Regions from separate parts of the Homo sapiens genome. Here region 2 is linked to region 1. A link is an interaction called in ENCODE POLR2A ChIA-PET data of the cell type or tissue named here. Cell type or tissue: A673. All regions are shown on one strand. Links, peaks and the distances in the headings refer to the core of each region. The heading gives the core; the rest is flanking DNA.

What was found. ChIA-PET counts read pairs that join two places held together with the same protein. Peaks named below come from ENCODE experiments on the same cell type or tissue, not always from the same donor. Only the 100,000 strongest peaks of a DNase experiment are listed, where the experiment ranks them.
Region 2: POLR2A ChIA-PET joins it to region 1 with 12 read pairs; 5 of 35 experiments call an interaction of 5 or more read pairs at or near these places.

Annotation. Positions count from the first base shown.
Region 1 is chr1:113,857,256-113,860,177 of GRCh38, forward strand. It overlaps PTPN22 (protein tyrosine phosphatase non-receptor type 22), which reads right to left. Exons shown (of 21, transcript NM_015967.8): 2 at 2,097-2,205; 3 at 1,747-1,823; 4 at 1,223-1,318; 5 at 483-521. The region is part of intron 3 of AP4B1-AS1 (AP4B1 antisense RNA 1); the gene reads left to right. Among named protein-coding and RNA genes, the nearest start is that of PTPN22, 13 kb to the right of the region's middle. In A673, for the core only: no CTCF peak of the experiment used is centred there; no DNase peak of the experiment used is centred there; H3K27ac peaks cover 910 bases.
Region 2 is chr1:113,965,186-113,968,107 of GRCh38, forward strand. It overlaps HIPK1 (homeodomain interacting protein kinase 1), which reads left to right. Exons shown (of 16, transcript NM_198268.3): 11 at 945-1,087; 12 at 2,581-2,763. Among named protein-coding and RNA genes, the nearest start is that of OLFML3, 13 kb to the right of the region's middle. In A673, for the core only: no CTCF peak of the experiment used is centred there; no DNase peak of the experiment used is centred there; H3K27ac peaks cover 132 bases.

The DNA.
Region 1 (2,922 bases), core at 274-2,773:
AATAAAACTTACATTTGAAAAATTTTCACATACTCAAACAGCTTTCTGATAACTGAATTGCATGTCAGTTTTTAAGTTTAAATCAATTAAAATAATTGAGTTCCCCAGTCACATTAGCCATATTTTAAATGCTCAATAGCTGTATGTGGCTGGTGGATGCAATATTGGACGGCACAGGATTAAAAGCTCTGGCTGGCAGTTAAAGATATCTAATTAATAGAAATGGGCAAGTGATTTGTTAATCTTAAAAGCATACCTTGTTTTTAACTGTAAAACATAGGGTCTACTGAGAAAACAAACAAATAGGATTCTTAGGAGAAAAAAAAAATCCTCTGAGAATCACGTGGCATTCCCAAACTGAAAACTATGAAGATGACATAAGTTTTATCTAGGTACACTCAGGTAAGTTCTGCTGCCAATTTCCCTCTCCTTTTTCTTCTTTCCTTTGTTTTAAGGTCAGCAGGTACTAGAAAGTAACTTACCTTTCCCATTTCATACTCCATGCATGCCATAACAATGATCTGGGGGATGAAATAGATAGAAACTTAAACATTCATATATAGTTAGAAAGAGCAGTTAATACATGGATCCCAGACTCAGAAAGTATTAACCGTTCTTTTTTCTGTTTTGTCGTTTTTTTTTAACCAAAAAATAAATCCTGGTGACTTATAAAATATTGCTGCTACTCTTCCTTCATTCTGACAATACTTCCCCTTTCTCTGTTCAGACCAGTAATCTTGTTACCAAATGAGCCTGTCAAGGTAAGAACTTTCTCATTTTTAAATTTATTTTTATTATTTTTTAAAACTTATTTATTTTTGAGACAGGGTCTCATTCTGTCACCCAGGCTGGAGTGCTGTGGCACAATCTCAGCTTACTGCAGTCTCAACCTCATGGGCTCAAGCGATTCTCCCATATCAGCTTCCCCAGTAGCTGGGACTACAGGCACACACCACCACTCCCAGCTAATTTTTGTATTTTTTGTAGAGACAGGGTTTTGCAATGTTGCCCAGGCTGGTCTAGAACCCCTAGGCTCAAGCTATCCACCCCTCTTGGCCTCCCAGAGTACACCTGGCTGAGAACTTTCATTTCCTTGGACAAGAATGGCATTGTGATTCTGACTAAAAGATGCCTGAACCCTGAAGTTCCACTGACCAATTTTTTAAAAGCACTGTTTTTAATAAAGTAGAGAATAAAGTAACAAAAGCAACACCATACTTACAAGGACACTATATTCCCAAATCATCCTCCAGAAGTCCAGGAGGGTTGTAGATAAAGGACCCTGGGTGGCAATATAAGCCTTGGGTCCATAAACTCCCTAAAGGGGAACAGAAATTACACGGGGTGACTACAAATAATACCCTGTTCTCACCTAGTCCTCCGCTTCCTTTTTTTTTTTTTTTTGAGATGGTCTCACTGTGTTACCCAGGCTGGAGTGCAGTGGCATAATCACAGCTCACTGCAGCCTTGACCTCCTGGCTTCAGGCAATCCCCTTTCCTCAGCCTCTCCAGTAGCTGGGACTACAAGCGCATGCCACCACACCTGGCTAATTTTTTAACTTTTTGTTGAGATGGGGTCTCATATGTTGCCCAGGCTGGTCTGAAATTCTTGCGTTCAAGTGATCTTTCCGCCTCAGCCTCCCAAAGTGCTGGGATTACAGGCATGAGCCACTGAGTCCAGCCAGCCCTCCCCTTTTTTTGGGTATCTAGAGAAATATGGAATGCTTTTATTTTCTTTCACTGTACCTTAATGAAGTTGGCATTGATGTAGCTGGAATCCTCATCAGAGGTTATCAGGGATAGTTCTACCCGGCTATAATCATCTATAATACAAAAGACAGACATAGTACAATTAAGAGGGCTTAGTCAGCAGATTTAAATCAGGGCCTAACACTGTGAATAGTGTATGCTCATGAGTGAACAAGTGAGTGAATGAATGAATGAATGAATGAATATTCTTTTGCAGTCATAAATAGTACAAACTAAGTTGTCAATGCCATGTTCCAAGATCAGGATCAGTAAGCAATGGGTACAAAGAGATAGTAATGATTGAATTTGGGAGAAAGTATGAGTTTATAGAGAGAAATGGAACTTACAGGGCAAAATATCCTTATATCTGTTTTTCTTGATATTCTTGGGCTTCTCAGCCACAGTTGTAGGATAGGTTTTGTCTGCCTTGTACTTGGTAGATTGCCTTTTCAGCTTCTGTAATAAGATTCCAAGAAAAATTAATCTTCCTAGAGAAATGAGGTAAGAAGCTATCTCTAAAGAGCTTTCCTTTTCCACTGGCAAAACATTCTACCTCAACCCTTTTATTATCTTCTGGTTCTGACTCCGTTCAGGACAGAGCTGCAGAGCATAAGGAGACCTGAGTTCAGTGACATTTGGGGAAGTGAAAAGATCACACTTACTGCAGCTGAGCCATAGATAGCGTGAACTTAAAAGTGAAACTTGTGAATATTTTAAGAACCAAATATCTTCTGGAAGCAAGCTATATGCTCCACCCAATGGGCAGATATTAAAAGCTTAATTTACTTTCTTTATAACTGCTTTTTAGTTAAATGGTCAACTGGAAAATAATTAAGTTCTATTAGTCTTTTTACTTCAGATCGCTTTTTTTTCTAAGTGGAAGTGGAGCTTAAGCTGAATAAAATTTCTCTATATCTAGCAAAATTTCAAAGATTTCAGTTCCAAAAGCAGTCACTTTTTTTTTTTTTTTTTTTTGAGATAAAGTTTCACTCTGTCACCCAGGCTGGAGTGCAGTGGCTTGACCACAGCTCAATGCAGCCTCAACTTTCTGGGCTCAGGTGATTCTTCCACCTCAGCCTCACCTCCCACCTCAGCCTTACCTCCTGAAAGCTGGGACCACAGGCACAAGCATCACACCTGGATAGTTCTCATATTTTCAGTAGAGAAGGGATT
Region 2 (2,922 bases), core at 330-2,829, 110 kb after region 1:
CAATTTGAAATTCAAGAAACAGAACCATATGTACCCAAGCATTGTAGGTAATTGTACTGCAGAATTCAAGTTTAAAAAGGAAACTTCCAAATCCGTTCCCATTTTTTTTTTCAAAAAATGCCAGAATTTCTGTGAGGAAGAAGTACAGAAAACATTTGTTGCTCAGTTTATTGCAAGTGACATGGCTTTTTTAAAACTAGAAATCATGTATTTTCTTGTAGTGATTAGTTTTTATGTGGAAATATTCCTGCAAATGATACATAAAAACATATTTTAGGTAACTATTAGAAACAAAGTATGATGCTTTCTGCTTCTAAAACATCTTACTTTTTGCCTTATTTTGAAATTCCATTATGTGGCTATAAATGATGAAGTTAGCTTTTTCTTGCTGGCATAAGATTTTTTCCCCAAAAGGATTAGGCCTTTGGTCATCCACATCTGGCTCCATTTTCCAAATACTACCCTTTTAAAAAAGGGAACAGTTCTGCCTTTTGTTTTATGGGTTGAATTGATCTGATACCTTATCTGATTGGCAGTCAGATTAAAAAATTTTAATCTCCAGGGAGTCCTCTTAACTCTTTCTAGGGATTTATTTTAGAATTGTTGCAAAAATGAAACTCCAGCATTTAACCAGCTCTTATCTCTGAACTCTCAGACTCCTTTTCTCTACAGTATAATAGAAGCTCTTAACCGCAGGGATCTTCTTTTCTTTAATACCCGGGTGGTCAGGTTATGGGGGTGAGCAAGAGAAAGCAGTATGTTTTCTTTCCCCATTCATAAGACTTGTAGCTTGAGCCCCTCTGACCTTTCTTTTTTAATCTCTGCAAGTTAACAATCTACAAGCAACTTCTTTTAAGATATGAATTTTTCTTTCTTTAAAAAAACAGAAGAAAAAGCCAAGAATGAATCAAGTCTGGATGTTTTTTATGTGTGTTTCCTTACAGCAGGCGTGGCCTGGAGGGACTCAGCAAATTCTCCTGCCTTCAACTTGGCAACAGTTGCCTGGGGTAGCTCTACACAACTCTGTCCAGCCCACAGCAATGATTCCAGAGGCCATGGGGAGTGGACAGCAGCTAGCTGACTGGAGGCAAGTGTCCTGTGTTACTCTGGGAGATTTGTAAGGGCCGATCCCATAGGGTGGGAGCACTTGGTAATAAGGAGAGAGACTAGTAAGAAAATAAAGGAAAATTTGACACTGTTGGAATCCTTTAAGAACCCATATCAGGCTAGGAGATGGTGTTATAAGAAAACTTTGAATATAGGAAAGCAGTAGGTTCTGAAGGTCAGGAATCATTTCTTCTAGATTTTTTAAAGAGAGTCTTAAGTGATTAGAAACCATACAGTGAGATCCTAAAGCCTTGTAATCTAGGTCCCCAACTTTATCTTTTATAATGAAAATTCTTTTTTTCTAATGTTTAATTTTTGTGATTACATACTAGGTATATATATTTATGGGGTACATGAGATGTTTTGACACAGGCATGTAATGTGAAATAAGCACATCATGGAAAAGGGGGTGTCCATCCCCTCAAGCATTTATCCTTTGAGTTACAAATAATCCAATTACACTCTTTAAGTCATTTAAAAATGTACAATTAAGTTATTACTGACTATAATCACCTATTGCGCTATCAAATAGTAGTTCTTATTCTTTTTTTTTTTTTTTTGTACCCATTAACCATCCCTACCTCCCCACTAGCCCTCCACTACTCTTACCAGCCTCTGGTAACCATCCTACTCTCTATGTCCATGAATTAAATTGTTTTGATTTTTAGATCCCATAAATAAGTGAGAACATGTGGTTTGTCTTTCTGTGTCTGGCTTATTTCACTTAACATGATGATCTTGAGTTCCATCCATGTTGTTGCAAATGACAACGTGTACTTTTTGTGGCTGAGTAGTACTCCATTGTGTATATGTACCATATTTTCTTTATCCATTCATCTGTTGATGGACACTTAGGCTGCTTCCAAATCTTACTGTGAACAGTGCTGCAACATAGGAGTGCAGGTATCTCTTTGATATACTGATTTCCTTTCTTTTGGGTATATACCCAGCAGTGGGATTGCTGGATCATATGGTAGCTCAATTTTTAGTTTTTACAGGAACCTCCAAACTGTTCTCCATAATAGTTGTACTAACTTACATTCCTACCAACAGTGTACAATTGTTCCCTTTTTTCCATATCCTTGGCAGTGTTTATTATTGCTTGTCTTTTGGATATAAGCCATTTTAACTGGGGTGAGATAATATCTCATTGCAGTTTTGATCTGCATTTCTCTAATGATCAGAGATGTTGAGCACCTTTTCATATGCCTGTTTGTCATTTGTAAGTCATCTTTTGGAAAATGTCTATTCAATTCTTTTGCCCATTTTTTGATCGTATTATTAGATTTTTTTCCATAGAGTTGTTTGAGCTGCTTACGTATTCTGGTTATTAATCCCTTATCAGATGGTAGGTGCTCAACTTTAAAAAAATAAAATGCAGCTGCATTTTGGCTAATTGCTTTTGATGTCTGTTTGGTCCTGATTCTTCAGTGGTTTTGGAATTCACTCTTCTCTTTCTTTCTGTTGGTACAGGAATGCCCACTCTCATGGCAACCAGTACAGCACTATCATGCAGCAGCCATCCTTGCTGACTAACCATGTGACATTGGCCACTGCTCAGCCTCTGAATGTTGGTGTTGCCCATGTTGTCAGACAACAACAATCCAGTTCCCTCCCTTCGAAGAAGAATAAGCAGTCAGCTCCAGTCTCTTCCAAGTGAGTCTGTGTTACAGCTGATAGTTAAAACTGTGCCAGTTTGAGAGATATGTTGCCTTGCATTTGGAATATTGTATAGACATATAATATAGATATGAAGCAGCAAGTAGCTGCCAAATTGAGGAAGAGCAAATCATTTCATCTGGGCATGTACACCAG